Linked DNA regions of Mus musculus: region 1 is linked to region 2. A link is a loop called in an ENCODE intact Hi-C map of the cell type or tissue named here. Cell type or tissue: left cerebral cortex. All regions are shown on one strand.

The links. A loop is a pair of places that touch in the nucleus more often than their neighbours do. Peaks named below come from ENCODE experiments on the same cell type or tissue, not always from the same donor. Only the 100,000 strongest peaks of a DNase experiment are listed, where the experiment ranks them.
Region 1: it touches region 2 in a loop (6-fold over the local background); 24 of 42 quality-filtered maps call a loop at or near these places.

What each region holds. Positions count from the first base shown.
Region 1 is chr13:111,237,028-111,239,527 of GRCm38, reverse strand. No RefSeq gene overlaps it. Among named protein-coding and RNA genes, the nearest start is that of 3110015C05Rik, 8.8 kb to the right of the region's middle. In left cerebral cortex, CTCF peaks have their summits at 1,437 (motif pointing right) and 2,074 (motif pointing right); a DNase peak (open chromatin) is centred at 1,412; H3K27ac peaks cover 331 bases.
Region 2 is chr13:111,409,787-111,412,286 of GRCm38, reverse strand. No RefSeq gene overlaps it. Among named protein-coding and RNA genes, the nearest start is that of Gpbp1, 79 kb to the left of the region's middle. In left cerebral cortex, a CTCF peak has its summit at 1,199 (motif pointing right); a DNase peak (open chromatin) is centred at 1,244.

The sequences.
Region 1 (2,500 bases), 170 kb after region 2:
TGTAGCCCATGAGCCGTAAAAGGGGTGTTGCTGGCCATCAGATTATTCTTTCTGCTCTGGAACCATGTCTTATTTACGAGGCTCTCTTTTGTCCTGATTGAAGTTTCCTTCAAGGCTTTCCTTCTTGAATGAAGAAAGACCGGGATGGGATATTGTGTCACAGTGGAATGTCAGAGGTGGAAGGTGATGGGGATGCTCTACCGAAACCTCAAGGAGGAAGGATGTTAGTGGTGGGATGCAGTAAGGATACCCCATAGAGAGAGTGAGGAGGAAGAACCATTTATTTTGTCCAACAGCTTCTCCAGAAATGAGAGGAAACAGAAAACAAACAAACAAACAAGCAAGCAAAAATGAACAAACCTTTTCACACATTTCAAGTTCTTAGAGAAGTTGTTTCTACAGTTATATTTGTAGGCTGTGTGTGTATCTTTGTGTATGTGTACTTGTCTCTGTGAATGTGTATCTTGTGTCTTTGTGTGTTCATATATATGTGTGTGTCAGTGTATTTGTGTCTGTCTACCTGTGTGCATGTGTGTGTGTGTGTGTGGGGTCACATTATGTTTGTTTAGAGAAAAAACTTATGTCTTTCAAGACATGGTTGTGTTTTTCTTCCTGGTTTCTTTAGTTTATACATCTGTCTGTCTGTCTATCATCTATCATCTATTTACTTATTACTGTCTATTGTCTGTCTGTTTGTCTATCATCTATTTACTTATTATCGATTTTATAATCCCCCCTCTCTCTTTCTCTCTCTCTCTCTCTTTCACACACACACACACACACACACACACACACACACACACACACACACACACACACATCTAGTGTGTAGGAGTTTTTGCCCATATCTATGTCTGTGTTCCACATGCATGCCCGGTGTCCAAGGAAGTTAGAAGTTCAGATTGCCTGAAACTATAGGTAGAGAAGGTTGGGAACCACCCCGTGTACGCTGGGAACTGAAACAGGTCCTGCAAAATCAATGTTTTTGCAAAATCAATGTTTTTTTAAACTGCCGAACCATCTCTCCAGCCACAACTTGGTTCTTCTTTGTATTCATTTTATTTGAGCTAATATACCTTTTAACATTTCATAGTTTGGTAAAAGTGAATGGATCACTGTGATTTATAAGCGGCCTGCAACTTATTGCTATCTGGCTATGCTCTGGAGAAAATGATGTGTTGAAAGAAAGGTCTTACAAGAGAATTCTGGGGCCACTCTGTACTGCAGTTAAGCATGAGAATAAAATCAAACACTTGGTGTCCTTATCAGAAACACAGGCTTTCAGTCTCATACTATACACTCAGACTGGAGATAAGTGATTTTTTTCTTTTCTCTCTTTAGTGTTATGAAAGAAAAACATGTGGCAGAGATCCTGCCGCTTATGGTCTTGGAATAAGTAGTGTGGCATTTGGAGGAAATTTTCCTCTCTTCCTCTAGATGGCAGCAACATTCTTTAGCACCTAACTAGGCATCTCTGTTGCTAGGCAAACTTGAAATAAAGGGAGCAGCTACAAATCCTGACTCTTTAGACTTTGCGCTCAGGTGTATATAGTACCTTTACTGTACTATTTATATGACCACTGGTGCAGGACTCTATTATTTATTAGTGATATTTTTTGTTTTTGTTTTTTGTTTTGTTTTTTGTTTTTTGTTTTCCTTTGTTTTGCTTTGTTTTGTTTTGTTTTGTTTTTTGAGACAGGGTTTCTCTGTATAGCCTTGGCTGTCCTGGAACTCACTCTGTAGACCAGGCTGGCCTTGAACTCAGAAATCTGCCTGCCTCTGCCTCCCCAGTGCTGGGATTAAAGGCATGCGCCACCACTGTCCGATCTTGTACATCCAGAATGACTTTGTATATACAGGACCATTTGTATTTATAGACCAGGGTTTCTCAGCACTGCTGTTGTTGATGTTTGGGGCTAGATATTTCTTCGTGATGCTAGTATTAAAGGCATGTACCACCACACCTGAAACTAACTCTCTCTCTCTCTCTCTCTCTCTCTCTCTCTCTCTCTCTCTCTGTGTATGTGTGATATGTGCACCCCTTGTGTGTACTACCCTAGGAGTCCAGAAGAGGGCATCAGATGCTTTAGAATGAGAGTTGCAGACAGTTCCTAGTTGCTATATAGGTGCTGGGAATTGAACTGGTTCTGCAGCAAGAGGGACAAAGTGCTCTTAACTGCTGAGCTAGTTCCCCAGCCCCCTCTTGGGATATTTTTAATGGAGGGAGAAAAAAACCAAAACAAACTAATGACTTTGAAAAGATAAAGTAAAGATGAGGCACATGTCATCCTGAAAGAAGATAGATAATTTGGAGTATAGTTTCTTATTAATAATAAGCACAGATATATGGTTCCTATACTTTTTGATTCTTTTTGATGTTAGCAGGTAAGGAGGAGAAAAACTATACTTAAAAAAAAAAAGCTCACTAGTTAGGAAAAATGCAGAAGTTTAAAACTACAGTTTTAGCCAAATTTTAGGATCACTCTATTCTACTTCCTAG
Region 2 (2,500 bases):
GCATGCGCCCCTTTCCTTGGTGTCCCCTACCTAGCATCCTCTTCTCATTGATGGTTCTTCGTCCAAGTCCAAGTATACCCTGTCCTTGTTTGGGTTTCAATAGCTCGGAAGAGGAAACCATGGCCACAACAATTCTTACTTAAAAAAAAATGGCTTGCATTTCAGATAATGGTTTAATCTATTATCATCATGGCAGGAAACATCGCCTCGCACTCGCCTCTCTTTTATATATATCTTGATGCTACTTTTTCAAAAGCTCTGGGGTCAAGGTTCTATACATAAAACACTAGTCTCCAGATGCCTGATCTGGTTGGGAAATCACCGGAGCACTGAAGACTTCTCTCAGGCATAGCGTTACTTTCTTCTTAAACTATATTAGAGTAACCCAGATAGTGACTTACAGCCTGGCTTTATCATGTGGTCTTTCGAGTTTCCTCCTTGCTTGTGGGACTCAAGCAACCCAGTTTAGTGGGTGGTATCTGAGGGAGAGGCAGAAAGAACGTTTGTAAAAATTTCCTTTTAAACTGAATAATACAGGGCTATGTGTTGTGGCCATCCTTTTTATTGCACATGAGATCTCAAGAATGCACGCATAGCACATAACTGAAATTCTATACCCAGAAAGGACATTTATGTGCTAAGAAGTTGTCAGGTAAGTATTAGATTTTTAGAAGTATTATTTTAAAATTGGTATACACATCTTTACATATTTATCAGTACCACATGATGTCTTGATAAATGTACATTTTATGTGACGTTTACATGATGACAAACATGTCTGTCTTCTCAAATATTTGCAGTATTTTTGGTGAAGAAAAACAAAATGAAAGCACCCTAGCTTTCTTTTTAACTGTACAGCATATTTATTGTTCACAATGTTCACTCATATGTGTATGTTACATTTTCATAAGAGTCTATTATAACATGCACCAGGCATGATCGTGCATGCATGTTCCATTTGGGAGGATGAGGAAGGAAGATAGTGAGATCAAGGCCAGGCTGAGCTATATACTAAGATCCTGTGTTAGTAAACAGCAACGAAACTTGTGTCTTTAACTGACGTTTGTGATTCAATCTGCCTAGTGCAATGACAGTCCAAAAACCATTAACTTCCAGGAGACTGGAAGGGATGAAAGGCCACGTTAATCCAGGTGTGTTAAATGCCTTTTTAAAATTAAAAATCGAACACTAGAGGGCGGCAAAACACTGTCGGCAAAAATTCATTCGAGCTCCAAAGCTGTTTTCCTGTAAAAGAGGAGGTGTTTGCTGACTAGCGTCAAGAAAGAGCTGCCCTGATATTCAAGATGCTTCTCTGCACCCAGCCTCACTCAAATCTTTGTGCTTGCTTTGTGTTTTCCTCCACATCACCTCCCTGGCTCCATGATTTGCTTTCCAAGCACACACACTTGTAGGTAGTGTTTCTGCAGGGACCTCTCTCAGTTCATTTTCAAAGACTGCTAACTTTGGTCCTCTTAGGACATACTGAGTCTTCTGGGGAGAGGCAGCCTCTCTCTCTCTCTCTGTTACGGATTGTAAACCCTGGGGGGTGGGGTGGGGTGGGGTCCTGTGAGCGTGCTCATAGGGATGACCCTGTAGTGTCTCGAAGGATGCACTGGACAGTCAGAAAGCTGTGCTGGATTTGGCTCGGTGCTTCATTCTAATCCTGTTTCCTCTGCTTAAGATGGGACTGATAAGCCAGGATATCTTCTCAGTTGCCGCTTCTGATTCCCCCGTCTAAGTTGTGGGAGAAAAGACGTGCCACATTTGGCTGTATATGATGGCTGAGTGTGGTCACTGCTGGCAGAGAGTGGAGCTCTGTCTCCGGGACTCACATGGTTGGTACTGGGTGATATATTCTGGTAAAAACATCTAATAGAGGTGCCAACTGAGCTTGGAGCACTGGGTTATGATGGCGGTCTCTCATGAGTTATGCAACCTTGAGTGAGTTCCGTAACCTCTCCTCCCTCACTTATAAAACGAAGTCATTCTAGAGAGTGTCTCTTAAGGAAAATTGTGCCCCTGAATCAGATTTGAAGTAGATCCCAGACTTCACCTTCTTCTACTAAATTATATTTTTCTTAGTGTTGGTCTGTGGTATAGATTTGTGGCAGGGAGAAGTGTAACTGGGGTTTGCTCCCAAGACACGAATATCCATGCTAGATCATTGCTAGTATTCCCGTTCACTGTCCGTCTGTCTGTCCATCCATCCACCCACAATCTATCAAAAATGCTGCAAGTCTATTTTGAATTCAAATAAGTTTCCAAGAAAATTACTTAAACTAGTCTGTGCGAGCGCGCGCACATGCACACGCGTGTGCACACACACACACACACACACACGCTCACACACGCACACACACAGGGTGGAGCAGTTAGTATATTACAGCCGCTGTAGTGACAGGATCTTGGTTAGGCTACACTGACATCAAAACTTAGTTTTTAAACCTCAGTGACTTGACTGCACATGACACAATGGGCCCCACCTACTGGATACAGGAGC